2 separate regions of the Homo sapiens genome follow, and region 1 is linked to region 2. A link is an interaction called in ENCODE POLR2A ChIA-PET data of the cell type or tissue named here. Cell type or tissue: B cell. All regions are shown on one strand. Each heading gives the region's core, and the rest is flanking DNA. Links, peaks and the distances in the headings are about the cores only.

Evidence for each region. Peaks named below come from ENCODE experiments on the same cell type or tissue, not always from the same donor. Only the 100,000 strongest peaks of a DNase experiment are listed, where the experiment ranks them.
Region 1: POLR2A ChIA-PET joins it to region 2 with 15 read pairs; 17 of 35 experiments call an interaction of 5 or more read pairs at or near these places.

The regions. Positions count from the first base shown.
Region 1 is chrX:136,742,602-136,750,770 of GRCh38, reverse strand. It overlaps ARHGEF6 (Rac/Cdc42 guanine nucleotide exchange factor 6), which reads left to right. Exons shown (of 22, transcript NM_004840.3): 3 at 3,179-3,263; 4 at 5,424-5,548; 5 at 6,985-7,186. Among named protein-coding and RNA genes, the nearest start is that of ARHGEF6, 34 kb to the left of the region's middle. In B cell, for the core only: no CTCF peak of the experiment used is centred there; DNase peaks (open chromatin) are centred at 2,920 and 3,570; H3K27ac peaks cover 4,957 bases.
Region 2 is chrX:136,876,380-136,884,548 of GRCh38, reverse strand. RBMX (RNA binding motif protein X-linked) reads left to right here and starts at 3,824. Exons shown (of 9, transcript NM_002139.4): 1 at 3,824-3,952; 2 at 5,096-5,230; 3 at 5,426-5,532; 4 at 6,463-6,634; 5 at 7,894-8,046. The coding sequence starts at 5,122. It overlaps SNORD61 (small nucleolar RNA, C/D box 61), which reads left to right and starts at 5,278; the gene lies at 5,278-5,350. RefSeq lists enhancers at 3,701-4,299, 3,969-4,428, 4,439-4,498, 4,300-4,899. In B cell, for the core only: no CTCF peak of the experiment used is centred there; DNase peaks (open chromatin) are centred at 3,768 and 4,998; H3K4me3 peaks cover 2,688 bases; H3K27ac peaks cover 1,967 bases.

The DNA.
Region 1 (8,169 bases), core at 1,339-6,338, 130 kb after region 2:
TAGGTTGGCTATATGTAAATACTTAAAATATCTTTAATAAAGTTTAATCCCTGTCTGTCCTATTGGTTAGAGTAAATGTTTTTATTGTTGTTAGATTTGAACATTGCATCATCTGATTGCAGGAATGATACCTTGACACCATCTAGCCGTAGTCTAAGAAGTAATACTTTTTTCTTGTCTGAGTCACAGTAGTGGTAAGATGAATGGAGGGAGGGAATCCTGCTGTTCATCTGACCTTCACGGATCTAACTGGAACTAACTGGCTTTTTGTGCACCAAAATAGGTATAAAGAAAGTTCAGCTAATCTGGGACTCAGTCACAAACCAGAGACACTGAACAGACTAGTGAGGCTTGCACAGGGTACTAGAAGATGAGTATCATCATGACTTTGCCATGATTTGACTTTGACTTTGAAAAATTTCATTGAAAATGACTTTGGAAAATTACATACAGCATAAATGTGCAAATTTACATTACCTTTTTAACAAGTTCCAGTGCTTTGCAGACAGAAAAGGGAATTGGTTCTCTATTTTGGATGTATAAATGAGTGGGATTAGTCCTAGAAAAAGTGGTCTGTACTTTAATCTACCTTTCCTTGTTCTTCTCACACCCTCTCTACATTGGGGAATTCTCCTTTGCTTTCTCCTATTTGGGGACCAGAGCCCTTAGTCTTTCTCCACATCAACATCTCTAAACTTGGTCTCACACTGCTCATTTCCACTAAGACATAAATAACTGATAGTGGCTGAAAATGTTGTGATCCCTCCAGATAATATTTCCATTTTCATAGGGGAGCTCTCTGAAGTGCATGGAAGAAAGATCTAGGGTGGAATTTTCAATATCATTCAATTTAGGACTTAGAAGGTATAGTGTGGTGAAGGGTGTTTGTGGTTGTATCTGATTCTCCAGCTACTCTGAAATAATAATGCTTAGGCGTTGCTTTCTCTAGCAGTTCCCAGAGGCTTCTTCCAACTCCTTCCTCTGTAGTTTCTAGTGCCTCAGAATAGGCTTGCAGCAAGAACAGTGTCCATGGATAAACTTGAGTATATTGGGGTTTTCTCAAAAGAGAACCGAGTACAGTTCAGGAAACTTCCCTCAAGCAGATGCAATGACTCTTCTTGATGCACATTTCATTTTCTGATTAGTTTATTTATTTTCAAAATCAGTCAAGTACTTGTACAAGTGAATAATACCAGTGTTGCCATGTATAGGCATTTAATAACCCTGGATAAGGAACAACTAAAACCAGAGGGAGAGGTTTTTTATCACAACTTTTGCTCTCATGCCTTATTCTGCTAATATTTAACTTCTGCTTATTATTTTAGATCTACTCATCTCTACCACACCCACCCAAAACATGTATCCACATGCACACACACATGCACACTCCCATTAGGACTGATGGGCTAAAAACAAGTGATTTTTTTTGCTTTGCTACTATTTTGGCATACATGTCATTAACATTTTCCCAGTTGATCAGTTCTAAGGGAGACTCAATAAGTCTGAAATCCCCGGAGATACTAGACACTCTCTCTAGTCTATTGCCTCTTGTTCACCCAGGCTTTGACAAACTAAAACAAAACTCTTGTCAATGTATTTCTGGAAAAGTTTGAATTTTATATTGTAGCATTCAGAAATATATTTGGAATGTGTTGTTGTTTAACTCTTTAGTAATATTAGCATTACTCTTTTACCAGAAATATATTAATGTCTCATTTTTAGATGCATCTGGGCTTTTTGGTCATTTTAACTTTGAATGCAAAATATTCATTGATTAAATGAATAAAGCAGTGAATCCTAGAATAGGCAGACTTGTGTAGGTTTGCATTTGCATGTATCTTTATTGACCCCCCAAAACGTGAAAAATTGATATTATATATTTTCACTCTAAAAACAGATTATAGGTTTTCAAGAACATGTACAAAAAAGATAGAAATTTGTCTTGATATGGTTCCCAGAAAATATGCAGCTTAAAAATGGAACAAATGGCTCTACCTAATGGGAAGACAGACCCTTTAAAATCCTATGCCCATTACCAATCATGTCCCATATGAAAAGGTACATTTTATTTCCATCACCACATTTGGGGAAAAAATGATGCAATCTGTTTTCTTTAAGAGACTTCTAGACATCCTGGAACAAAATGTTTTTAGAAGGGGCATTTCCATCCAGAAGGTGGGCATCTGGTTACCTTCAGATATGCATACTTACATTGTTGGCTGGCAAATTAATAGATTGTACCTGTGCATGAGAACACTTCTAATTTCAAATATACATATTTGAGACTCAATATATTTTAACACACTGACTACATTTCAAAGGTAACAGGTAAATTGTATTGAAAACAACATCTGATTGGTATCTTCACTGGGGACAATAGCATATCAGATTGACAGTTGACTGGTAAAGTGAAATGTATTTCCTTAATGTGTTTTTTGCCAAGAGTTGAGTAGTATTAGACAGGCCAGAGGTCATATTTGGGAAAGTCATCTAAAGCCAGGAAGAGCCCATAGGCCCAGGCAGGCAAATACTTGAATTCATGATGAGCTGAGAGGGGCAAGGTCAAACAGCAGAAACAGAACTGAAGCTGGGAGCAAAAGGCAGACCTGGGCAGAAAGTTTGGGCAACATGGAATTGGGATCCTAGGCAGTTGGGATGCAGCGGGTGGCAGTTGGGAGGAAGGAGAGCAGAGAAAAAGGCACTTTTGACAGTGACTCAACTAGGCACAGCTAATAAACTGTACAGATGCAACCATGTCAAAAAGGCTCCACCTCCTTATTTATGGACTGTCGAGGACATTATGTAGGTGATGGGCATTGATTGTAACCCATGCATATGAGCTTCCTGTAACTGGGCTGAAACTATTGATACATTCAGGCCAGAAGAGTGGGTCTGAGTATGCACTGTTTATTTCCTGGTGGGCGCTGCCTTCTCAGCTTGGCTCTCATTTCCCATTACTGCTTTGCTCTGACTCACTGATGGCCTGCCACATGTCATTAGGCGGCTCAACTGCTGCTCTCATTTCTCCCAAAGGTATATGGAGGTTTGTGTCTTGGCTTCTACACTTTTTTTTTTTTTTTTTTTTTCCGGAGAGCTGGAGGAAGTGGCCTTTTGATAGTTTTGTTTGTTGAGTTGAATACTTGTAGTGTCTTACGGTTTCAATTTTCCTTTCTCATAGATATTTGATCCTGATGACCTTTATTCAGGGGTCAATTTCTCCAAGGTACTGAGTACTCTTTTAGCTGTCAACAAAGCAACAGAAGGTAAGCCGGGCTTGTGATTTATATGTTCTGGGTGACATTTTTGAATCCATGTGTTTGTGATTACCCTAGGAGCCAACTCTGGCCAGGATTGTTCTCGTGATGCAAATTTTCCCCTTGCTCCCCCAAATACACCCCAACAAATGTCAAATGCTTGAATTTTTCATGGCTTAGGATTTAAAATATACCTATCATAGATGTTATTCTAATGCCCTTAATATAATGATAAGAACTAAGAAACTATTCCATTCAAAGCTCTGAATCACCAACTGAGTATAACAAAACAGAGAAGAAAAAGGAAAGACCAGTTCCCTTTTTCATAGAGTTTACAAAATACAGCCGTCACTTCCCTTTCCCCACTAGAGACATATTTTTCTCATTGTTTTATGTATGCCTTTGTCCATGTAAAGGAACCCCTCAGTAGCCTTGCACCAAAAATGAAATCTTGGGGTCATAGGGAGTGAAAATAATATCTTTTATTTAAATGTTTAACACCTACCACACTAGAGGTATTAAATATAAATGCTAGTAAATGTGAAGAAAATGATGATACACTTAGAATGTAGCTTCACTCCTTCCCTGGTATATTTTACCAACAGCTGAATAGTAATAATCATACTTAAAATGCTTTGAGCTCTTGCCCTGGATCTAGGCTGTCATAAGAGCCACAGGTGATCTCATCCAATCCTTGAAACAACACTGGGGGTAGGTATTATTATTATTAGGTCCATATTACAGATAAGGAAAGTCAGGCCAACAGTTGCCCAACTAGAAAGTTAGTCGCTGAGTTGGGATTCAGACCCACATCTGAATGACTACAGAGCCCTTATGCCCAAGCACGAGGCTTGCTGCTCAAACTGTTGTAGAGTCAAGAGGCTGTGTGCCCAGCATCGCCAGGTGCTACAAAAAATGTCAAAGCTATGGTCCCTGCCTTTGAGAAAATTACTGTCTATTTAAGGAGACTCAACTTACCCACGTGAAACAATTAGAGGACAAGAGCAGACAATATAATCAAGTGCCAAATAGGTTAGAGCATCTAGGAAGCTATCGAGTAATTATAGTTTTTGTCAAAAGAGCTGTATATAATAGCAATACAAGTAAAAATACTTCTCCAAAGTTGTTCTTTTGCTATTTGGAAAAAAAAATGCTTTTGAGCTATTGCAAGGCGTATAGCTGAAAGTACAGCTAATTCAAGTAACTATATTTAACACACATGACAACTATCCAGTTCTAGTCAGGGAGGATCGTGTAATTCTAACATTATGCCACACAAATTATACGTTCCTTTGCCAAACTCTCCTAGCAAGTTTTACAGTCTCTTCCCTTGCCACAGATATTTATAAAATACAAGGAGGTGAAAGTTAAAACCCACAGCATCAAGGAAATTACTTGGATACTGAGCTTGTCGCCTAGGGAATGTTTGGGCTTTAGACTTTTGCAGTTTATATCTTTTAAAAATAAATGGAGAGGAAAAGAACCCTTATTGAAATTTGTCAAGAAGCCAGCTCCTCTCTTTTGTATACTCTCAACAAACTGAAAACATCCAGCTCAGCTCTGGCCTGGTCGAATTTCACAAGGTTTCAAGGAAGAGAAGACTCTTGAATCTGATTGTTAAAAAAATTATTCTAGTATCAAGATTACATCTTTCCCAAACACATCTTCTCTTTCACTCTCATTCTCCACCCTGCCCCACACACATCAGGGAGATTTTACATCATATATGCCACACATATTGTTACGTGTGAGTAAGAAATGAGCCACTGAGTTATGGGCCAAAAAACAAAGAGAGAAATTTGAAATATTTCAAAGTAATAAGAGCCACAAACAGCTGTTTGGTACCCAATATAGTTCTGCCTTGGATAACAGGGCATACTGTTGCAACTGGTTCAGGAGGGAAGAGTTGTAGGGAAATGGTTAAGAGAAAATGTGGTTCTGTCGCTGTTTTTCATTCTACTGGAGCACGATGGCCAGTAAGGTTAAGAACAGGAAGTTGGCCACCAAAAAGGGAAGGGGGATTGAAATACACTTGGCATGTTCATAATGATAACAGTTAGAATTACAGCCAGGATGCCTCTGATAGTATCCTGAGAAAGATAATGTTATGCGGTAGATGTTTTTCTGATCTGAGTGGTTCCTTTAACATGCCTTTTCCTCTTTTCACAGATCAGCTATCAGAAAGACCATGTGGACGTTCCTCTTCTCTTAGTGCTGCTAATACTTCTCAGACAAACCCACAGGGAGCAGTTTCTAGCACAGTTTCAGGGCTGCAAAGGCAGTCAAAGACAGTGGTAAGTATAGTCCCCAATTCTCCGTCTGTTTTAAAATCCATAAAATTAGATTGATATCCTAGTTGCATCTCCATATGTGGTGAGACAGCCATCCGGGTTGTTTTGGGCATCACTGAGAAAACTAATTATAAACCGAGCACCAATTCAGGCTGGCCCGAAGGAGCAAATCAAAGGCATGTGGTGGGGCAAAAATCCGGATTGAAGCTCCAGCTCTGTCCCTTACGAGAATTAGGCAAGTCACTTAACTGAGAATGCTATGCAAATGGAAGTCATTATGGCTACTTTCTGATGGCAGTTTGCTGTTAATTTCCCTATCCCTTGTTTTATTAGAACTAAATAGTGCCTGACACATAGTAGGCAATCAATAAATATTGATTAGTATCCTCATTATTATTGCCATTTTTATTTTTCTCTTTCCATTCCTAATGAGGAAGGCTTGATTTTAAATTTCAGTCTATGATGAGCTTCTATATTAGGATCTCCCAGTTGCCTTTTCACTTGCTCTTATTGGGAGCTTTTATTTGGGAGGAAATGCCTCATCTTCTGCTCTTTGGGTGAAACCTTTATTTCCTGTCAAAAGCCACCCACTTGCAGTAAGACATTATGACCTATTACTTCCAAAGCACTTGAGCATGTGGTTCTTAACTTTTTTGGATCACAGATCCCTTTGAAAGGCTGATGAACACTATGTCTCTACACCCCTGGTACCCTCTCAAATTGTATACAAAAGCCCATGTGTATGAACTTATTTAGACAAAAATATGTTGTGCTCATCAGATTCTCTAAAGGGTCTGTGACCCTCAAAAAGGAAGTCCAGTTTATACATGACAGATTAAGAATTCCTGACTTAATATATCCATGTAATAAAACTGCAGTTGTACCCCCTAAATCTATAAAAATAAAAAAATGGAAAAAAGAATTCCTGACTTAGGCAACTATGGGTTATTTGATCTTTGCATATAAATAAGTCTTAGCCAAATTAAGATATCCTTAGTAATTAGGAGATGGGAGGCAGATTTTATGGAGGGTAGGTTAGTACATCTTGGTTATATAATTATGTGGACTGTTTGTGTGTTGAGTAGAGGCAGGGTGGAATAGCTTATCCAGGGTGGAATAGCTTATCACTCTACTTTGTTATCTGGCTTAGTTAAATAGATAATCTTTAGATAATGGGGAGGGGTGTGGAGAGAAAAATGAAAGCTATGACCCACTTCAAAATACAGATTCTCACAAATGCCAAAGTTTACATACTGTTTTGAGGGATTTATTAATCCCTCTGAGACCCATTCATGGATTCCTAAGTTAAAAACTCAGGACTGAGATGGATCTGGGGTTTTGTCTTTGCTTCCTCCACTTTATTTGCCTATATCCATATCATTTCTACCCCTGCCTTATTTAGATGAGTGCTTAATCTGGTGTGGCTTTTGTTTCTCTAGGAGATGACGGAAAATGGAAGTCATCAGTTGATAGTAAAAGCAAGATTCAACTTTAAGCAGACTAATGAGGATGAACTGTCAGTTTGTAAGGGGGACATCATTTACGTCACACGAGTTGAAGAAGGAGGCTGGTGGGAAGGCACATTAAATGGGAGAACAGGCTGGTTCCCCAGTAATTATGTCCGTGAAATTAAATCCAGTGGTAAGTGAAGTTTTTAAAAGGCTTTTTGATTGTGACTCTTGTACTTTCTTGGTATTCTTACTGAAAATTGTGTAGTTTTAATTGGTTAACAGAAGCTGTTTATACTTGTATGTGTATGCCAAAAATAAGAGTAGAACAGAACTGGGAAAAATCTGTGATTAGATATTTTGAAACAAATTGTATTTAGATTACATTAAGGCAGCAGAAAAATAAAAAAAGCAAAGGAATTCAAAGCTCAGACAACTGGTCCACCCTAACTGTATCCCTTTATGTCTACTAATTCTAGCCCATGTAATATAGTACATAGTCCTTCTCACCACTCTAAAACTTACCATGGCAGAATCCAATAATAAGAGAGGCCATGTGCTAACTTCCTTTTTTTAGCCTTAAGCCCTGTAAGCAGACCTGAGACTAAATGCCTCAGACATGAGAGATAATAATGATAGGGCTGCAGGAAGCTGTCTGGCCGCTTTGATGCTGAACAAGATTGCCCTTAACTCACTGAATACTGCTAGCTGTTTACCTTTTTTTTGTAACAATAGCCAGAGAATGAAATCGAATTGCTCTTCAGTAGTCTTTTCTTCTCTCTCTCTCTTTTTTTAATTATTATTTTTAGACAGGGTCTCACTCTGTTGCCCAGGCAGAGTGCAGTGGCTATCACAACTCACTGCAGCCTGGACCTCCCGGGCTCAAGTGATCTTCTTGCCTCAGCCTCCCAAGTATTTGGGACTACAGGTGCACGCCTTCCACACCCAGCTAATGTTTAAACTTTTTGTAGAGACGGATCTGCCTGTGTTGCCCAGGCTGGTCTTGAACTCCTGGGCTCAAGTGATCTTCCTGTGTCGGCCTCCCACGGTGCTGGGATTACAGGCATAAGCCACTGTGCCTGGCCACTCTTCAGTAGTTTTCCTTAGAGTTTTTTTGATAATTCACTTGCCCTTTATTGTTTAAGAAGGTAGGCTCTTCTGATATTGCAAAAAACC
Region 2 (8,169 bases), core at 1,114-6,113:
CCTCTCTGTCCTGGACGATATGGCCAACTGATCCCCTCCTACAATTCCTTTAACTTAGCCATCCCCACCCCACCCACTCGCTTTTGGTCCTTGGGAATTGTGTTTGCATCCAACACCGCCAGCATGCTACTTCTCCTCCCCCACATTCCTGGGTGTGAACTGCAGAGGCCAAAGTGAGCTGGTCTACGGGGATGCACATTTCCTTTTTGAGACCCAGGAGGACAGGGTTATCTATTGTCGAGCCTGCCCCATTTTGCCCTAGACTAGAGGAGACCTGATTTACACTCAGAGCCTAGAGGAGAGTCCTGTAGTCTCTCTTTGGATTTGAGACAGAGAAAGAGAGTGCCTGCTTCCACAGGGTGAGGGATTTCTCCTGGCTACCTCTGGGAGTACAAGTTCTGCTTGCTGAGCCTGGTATTTAAGCCATTTTTGCCAGTTCCCAAATGACTCCAGAGTCTATAATTTACAGAACTCATTCAAAAGGCAAATGGACATGAGTTTTGCCTTACTTTTTATTATTTGGCTGGGGGAAAAAAAACAAGAACAAATATTCTTGTCCTACTGGGCATTACTCCCCCTATTAATGTTAATAATTCAGAGCTGGTTTCGAAGCTCCTTGGGGGCTTTTACCCGTGACCTGAATATTATTTACTACAACCTGCCTGGCATATACCAAAATTCACCATGGGCAGGTAATTGTAACTATGAAGAAGAAAAGGCCCGGCACGGTGGCTCAGGCCTGTAATCTCAGCACTTTGGGAGGGCGAGGCGGGCGTATCACCTGAGGTCAGGAGTTTGAGACCAGCCTGGCCAACATGGTGAAACTCTGTCTCTACTAAAAATACAAAATTAGCCGGGCATGGTGGCGTATGCCTGTAATCCCAGCTACTCAGGAGGCGGAGACGGGAGAATCGCTTGAACCCGGGAGGCAGAGGTTGCAGTGACCCAAGATCGCACCAGTGCACTCTAGCCTGGGCAATGAGAGCGAACCTCTTTCTCAAAAAAACAAAAAAACAAACAAAAAAAAAAGGAGAAGAAGAAGAAGAAAAGTGAAAATTGTCCATAAATTCTACCACTCCAAGATAAACTGGTAACATTTTGGCATATTTCCTCCCAGTTATTTTGTCTCCATATGTATTTTTTTAATAGCTCATATTATGTGATCTTGGGCCTTCTTTTCCCACTGTACTCTCTTGTTTGGTGGTTTCATTCATTCTGATGGCTTTTATTACATCTCTGAGATGATAATTTAGCACAGATCTATGCTCTGAGCTTCAGATTTTTCTGCCCCTATATCCCAAACTTGCTCCTCTGAAACCATTTTGGTAAATGACTGTTACCATCTGTCCCACTAATACCAGATACTTGGAGTCATCCATAATGATTTTCTTTTTCCGCAATTCTTCCCCACCCCTTTCCCATCTGTCTTAGTCCATTCCTGCTACTATAACAAAATACCATAAACTGGCTGGCTTATAAACAACAGAAATTTATTTCTCACATTTTTGTAGGCTGGGAAGTCCAAGATAAAGACGCCAGCATATTCAGTGTCTGGTGAGGGCCCACCACCACCAGTTTTCTGGTTCATATAAGTGGCACCTCACTGTGTTCTCACATGGTGGACAGGGGCCTCTTTTATAAAAGTGTTAATCCCATTCATGAGGACCCTACCCTTTTGTGACCTAATCTTCTCCCCAAATCCCCGCCTCCTAATGCCATCACCTTGGGTATTAGGATTTCAACATATGAATTTGGGGGAGGACACAAACATTTAGACCATAGCACCATTAAACACGATACCTATCATATTCATCTAACAATTGTTCTTTCCTCCCCGTGTCCACTGCCGCCACCCTGATTCAAGCCACCATCCTCTCTTTCTGGTCTGCTCCCACAGCCCTATTAGTGTCCTTTTTCCCACACTTACCCCCTACAGTCATTTAATGGGCTCAAAGGTCCTGCCAATCTTGGCTCCCTCATTTCATGCCCCTCATATTCTTGTCACCTGGCCCTCTTTCTGTCCCTTGATATATGCCAAGCTCTTCCTCTCTACTTTGTGTTTACTATTCTCTTCTTTTCCTGAAGGTTTTTCCCTCAGCTGTTCCCATAGCTAGTTTCTTTTCTTCCTTCAGCTCTGATCTCCAAAGTCACCTCTTCACATAGACCTTCCCTGATGTTTTAATCAAATTTGTTCTCCCTAATATTGTCCATCAAAGCAACTAGTTTATTTCCTCCCTGGCATTAATCACAACATGCCATTCTTTTGTTAATTGTATTCAATTTCTTTAAGAAAAAAATTAAAAAATTTTTTGGTTTCCCCCCTCAACAAGTAGGATGGGCAGATGAAATATAGAATGCTCAGTTAAATTTGAATTTCCGATAAACAGCGAATTTTTAAAATATGAGATTTGGGACATACTATACTAAAAAAAGTATTCGTTATCTGAAATTTAAACTTAACTGGGCGTCCCTTTTTTTTTTTTTAGACGAAGTCTCGCTCTGTTGCCAGGCTGGAGTGCAGTGGTATGATCTTGGCTCACTGCAACCGCCGCCTCCTGGGTTCAAGCAATTCTCCTGCCTCAGCCTCCCGAGTAGCTGGGACTACAGGCACACGCCGCCACGCCCGGCTAATTTTTTTATTTTTTATTTTTATTTTAGTAGAGACGGGGTTTCACCATGTTGCCCAGGCTGGTCTCAAACCCCTGAGCTCAGGCAATCTGCCCGCCTCGGCCTCCCAAAGTGCTAGGATTACAGGCATGAGCCACCGCGCCCCGGCCGCGTCCCATATTTTTATTTAAAATTTTTTAACAGCTTCGCAGAATAAATTAGCGTCCCGCATTTTCTTTTTTATTTTGAGACGGAGTCTCGCTCTGTCGCCTGCCCAGGCTGGAGTGCGGTGGCGCAGTCTTGGCTCACTGCAACCTCCGCCTCCCGGATTCTCCTGCCTCAGCCTCCCGAGTAGCTGGGACTACAGGCGCGTGCCACCACGCCTGGGTAATTTTTTGTATTTTTAAAAAGAGACGGGGTTTCACCGTGTTAGCCAGGATGGTCTCCATCTCCTGACTTCGTGATCCACCGACCTTGGCCTCCCAAAGTGCTGGGATTACAGGCGTGAGCCACTGCACCCGGCCTGGTATTTTCATTTATTAAATCCGGCATCCTTACCCACAGGCCTGACTCTTGTCTTTTCCCTGGAGTTGTATTTTCCTGGCCTAGCCCAGAGCCCACCATTTACAAGGTGCTCAGTAATTGTTCTATATGAATGTACTATCTGCATGCTGTTTTGTACGTTTTTTACTCATCTGAAATTTACATGTATTTATCAGAAATTCCCACACTCACTAAAAACACTTGTTAAAGACAATTTTTGAAAATATATTATATTGCCAAAACTTCTTTGTTTTCCGTTTCTGCAAAATTGGTATAGTAGGAGTATCTACCCTCATCACATTTTGACAATTAGAAGAGTTAATGGAAAAGTAAAAGTAAAGTTTTGCACCGTGCCCGGCCCACTAGGACGCTCAATAAACTTCAGTTCTTTATTAAAGGAAGCCTGTGCACCATTTTAGCGTAAAGCAAAAAAAGCGCGTTTGTAAAGAACGGGTGGGGGTAGAGAAAACGGTTAGAAAGGTCTGTCGACCCAACACCGAGGGCCCGGGAAAAAGGGAGGAGAGAAGGGTGAATGACAGAGGAGCCAGCCAATGGGGAGACTGGGAACTACTTCCCCCCTCCCTTTGCGTTTCAAATTCTAAGCTCCGTTTCCATCCGGGTCCTTCAGCCTCGTTCCCGGGCAGTATAAAGTTTGCTGTCTCCTTTGTTCGCCCTCGTTGCGCAGTAGTGCTAGCGGCTTCGCGGTTCGGTCCTCGCACCCGGCAGCCGCCACTGGTGCTGAGCTGCTAGGAAGCCCCTATCGCCGAGCTCGTTGGAGCTTGAACCCATTGTCACCCCTCCGGTACGTGTCTCCTTTCCTCAGTCCGTTTTTCGTGACACTCTCCCCGTGTTAGGACTGGGGATTATATCTCCCTGGAGATGGGGGTGGCGGGCGCCATTTTAAGAACCCAAAGGTTCCGACCTATTTAAATAAAGCTGAGGGGGTCGAGGGAAAACAAATGAGGGGGCCCGTTTGGTTGTATGCTTCTCGAGAAAGTTTGGCTGCCATCTGCGGGAGTTGGTAGCGGAGGTCGGGGCTTTGTAGGCTGGAGCGGGGCGAGGAGCGACCGCACCACGGCGATACCTGCATTGGTATGGCGCTGGCGCTAATGATGGGCATGTGGACTTCCATGCGGGCTGCGGGCTTCGTATTCATTGGCGGCCCCGGAGAAGAAGCCCTCTGAATGTTCCCAGCCAATGTTGGTGGTAAAAGTTAGTCCCCTGACCAGTGTCGGTGGTTCTGGGTTGAATCCAAGTGTCGCCATTTTGTCTTTTACACGCGGTTTTTAATGACGAGTTTTAATTAGGTTCCGCTGCAGTCACGGAGTGTCGAGTGTTAGTGTGTGCGTCCGCGTTCCGTTACTTAATAGCAAACGATGTTGACGATTTGTTTTTATCTTTTTGGCCGGATAGTAGAATTTTCGGTAGGGCGGGGGCCGGTGAAGAAGAGGGGCGGCATAACTTGGCTTAAACTTCACATTTCTCCTTGGATTTAGTAGGGAATCCTAATGAGGAAAAGAGGAGTCGTTGGAAGAGGGCTTGGTGTTAAGGTCCTGTGTCTAGCCTGTGACCTTGGGAGTCTTTTAAAACCATCGTTAGGAAGGGTGTGATGAGTAATTGAATCTTTCAAAGGCAAGAGGACTGGAACTAAAAGTTGCTTTTTCAAATGTTAAGCAGCTGTTGCTTAAGAACAGCTAAGGGTGATCAAGGGTAGTGGTAAAAGTTAAGTTGGCCCTTTTAACCAGTTTTATGTAAATTGCAGTGTTACTAAACTACTTAGTTCAAATTGCTTCCTACTGTGGCTGAGGCTTAGCTCGTTATCGTTTTCTTTAGTTATTAAGGAACAATGGTTTTAGTGGAAAATATGAGAAATGTGCGAAAGTAAAAGTGTCCAATAAACTTGAGGAACTTTTTGCAGTGAGGTAATACTATTCCTTTTCAACAGACTCACCGGCCCAAAAAAAAAAAAACATGGTTGAAGCAGATCGCCCAGGAAAGCTCTTCATTGGTGGGCTTAATACGGAAACAAATGAGAAAGCTCTTGAAGCAGTATTTGGCAAATATGGACGAATAGTGGAAGGTGAGTTGTCTGGCAGTACAGGCTGGGCTATTATAATTAAAATATAAGCTATGATGAATTTGATTGCATTGATCGTCTGACATGATAATGTATTTTTGTCCTCTAAGAAGTTCTGAGCTTTCTGTTTACACATTTACTTTGGTTATTTCATTTGACCTAGGGTAACACTTTATTTTTCTGAAAACTACTTTTTAGTACTCTTGATGAAAGACCGTGAAACCAACAAATCAAGAGGATTTGCTTTTGTCACCTTTGAAAGCCCAGCAGACGCTAAGGATGCAGCCAGAGACATGAATGGAAAGGTGAGATTGTCTACACGATGGATGATAACCTGTTACTAGTGCATAAAATAACATGTAGTTGTCCAAGTCTGGTCTAGGACAGCTTTTGAGTTTTCGTTGTTTTTCAGTATATACCTGTCTGGGATCCACTCATCCTGTTTGTGATCCTGTTCCAAAGAGTATTCTGTAATTGCAGAACCAAATCTAGTAGTGAGTTATATCTTATGCTCGTAACATTCTCTCAGTTCAGAATAATTATGGCATTACATGGTACTTTTTTTTTTTTTTTTTTGATAGTCTCCCTCCGTTGCCTAGCCTGGAGTGCAATGGTGCAGTGCCCACTGCAGCCTGTCTCCCGAGTTCTAAGCGATTTTTCTGCCTCAGCCCCCCCCCCCCCCCCCAGTAGCTGGGATTACAGGCATGCGCGACCACGCCCGGCTAACTTTGTATTTTTAGTAGAGACAGGGTTTCACCATGTTGGCCAGGCTGGTCTCAAACTCCTGACTTCAGGTGATCCAGCTGCCTCCGCCTCCCAAAGTACTGGGATTACAGGTGTGAGACACTGCGAGCCACTGCGCCCAGCCAACATGATACATTTTATCTTGAGATCCATAAGCCATATTTTGATAACTTGGCTTTTGGTTTTGGCTACTAGTTTTGATAACAAGCTGATACCTACTTGGCCTTGTTTTAAATTTTACCATACAATAATGCAGTGGGTTCACCTTATGTTTCAATCCAGATCATCAGTATCGGTTTTAAGTATTAAGAATTTTAAGCGGAAAAGCCCCATTTATGTAAACTGACTATATTTGCAGTGTTTTTTCTTAGACTAATGAGCAACACTTACCCATAACTGCATTTTGAAGGACCAGTTAGTGTCTTAGTGCATAGTAGATGTGCAAATTATTTTTAAATCTTGATTTAATTTAATCGTATCTTTTTTTTTAGTCATTAGATGGAAAAGCCATCAAGGTGGAACAAGCCACCAAACCATCATTTGAAAGTGGTAGACGTGGACCGCCTCCACCTCCAAGAAGTAGAGGCCCTCCAAGAGGTCTTAGAGGTGGAAGAGGAGGAAGTGGAGGAACCAGGGGACCTCCCTCACGGGGAGGACACATGGGTAATAACTTGCGTGGACCTCGGGTTTGGTGTATAAGTTAGGGACTGCAAGCTCACACCAAGTGGATGCTTTGGTTAAGTCCTTGAGGAAAGGTGCCAACTTTTGAAATTGACAACACTTGTTCATCTACCAAAGTGATTGCCAATTGAAAGCATGGGAAGCATGTTTTAGATTATGGTGTTAAACCGTGGACAGTGTTACTTCTTGTCCAAGTAGTTCACTCTGTAGGAAAGGCATTTAAAAATTGATAGGCCAGGGTGTTGGACATGAAAATGAAATCATTTTTATTTTTTAAAGTTAGCTGGGCGTGGTGGCAGGTGCCTGTAATCCCAGCTACTACGGAGGCTGAGGCAGAAGAATCACTTGAACTTGGGAGGCAGAGGTTGCAGTGAGTTGAGATCGTGCCACTGTACTCCAGCCTGGGGGAACAGCGAGACTCCCTCTCAAAAAAAAAAAAAAAAAGTTTTTTAAGACTACCTTCAGTTCTTATTTCCCCAGTTTCTATGACTGCAGTGCATGCTCCATCAAGTACAAGTGAAACTAGACTACCCAAATCAATAATGGTTTTTTTTTGGGGGGGGGGGGGTAGAGTTTAGCACTTGTTGCCCAGGCTGAAGTGCAGTGGCACGATCTTGGCTCACCACAACCTCTGCCTTCCAGGTTCAGGCGATTGTCCTGCCTCAGCCTCCCAAGTAGCTGGGATTACGGGCATGCACCACCACACCTGGATTTTTGTATTTTTAGTAGAGACAGGATTTTACCGTGTTAGACTGGTCTTGAACTCCTGACCTCAGGTGATCCGCCCGCCTTGGCCTCCCAAAGTGCTGGGATTACAGGCGTGAGCCATTGTGCCCGGCCCAATAATGGTCATATTCTTGATGAAGCAAAGAAAACTTTTATAGTGGCCGAGCCTGGTGGCTCACACCTGCAATCCCAGCACTTTGGGAGGCTGAGGCAGGCGGATCACAAGGTCAGGAGTTCGAGACCAGCCTGGCCAGCATGGTGAAATCCTGTCTCTACTTAAAAAAAACCACCAAAAATTAGCTGGGTGTGGTGGCGCACACCTGTAATCCCAGCTACTCGGGAGGCTGAGGCAGGAGAATTGCTTGAACCCAGGAGGCAGAGGTTGCAGTGAGCCGAGATGAAGCCACTGCACTCCAGCCTGGGCGACAGTGAGACTCTCAAAAAAAAAAAAAAACTTTTATATCTTTCTTGATTCTTGTGAGTAGTAATATTTTTCTTTTCTATTTTTGATGCAGATGACGGTGGATATTCCATGAATTTTAACATGAGTTCTTCCAGGGGACCACTCCCAGTAAAAAGAGGACCACCACCAAGAAGTGGGGGTCCTCCTCCTAAGAGATCTGCACCTTCAGGACCAGTTCGCAGTAGCAGTGGAATGGGAGGAAGAGGTAAATGTTCCATGTATGATGATTTATGCTACTACCGTAACACAAAGAATTGAGAGGTGAATGATGCTTAAAATTTTAATTGGCCAGGCGTGGTGGCTCACGCCCGTAATCCTAGCACTTTGG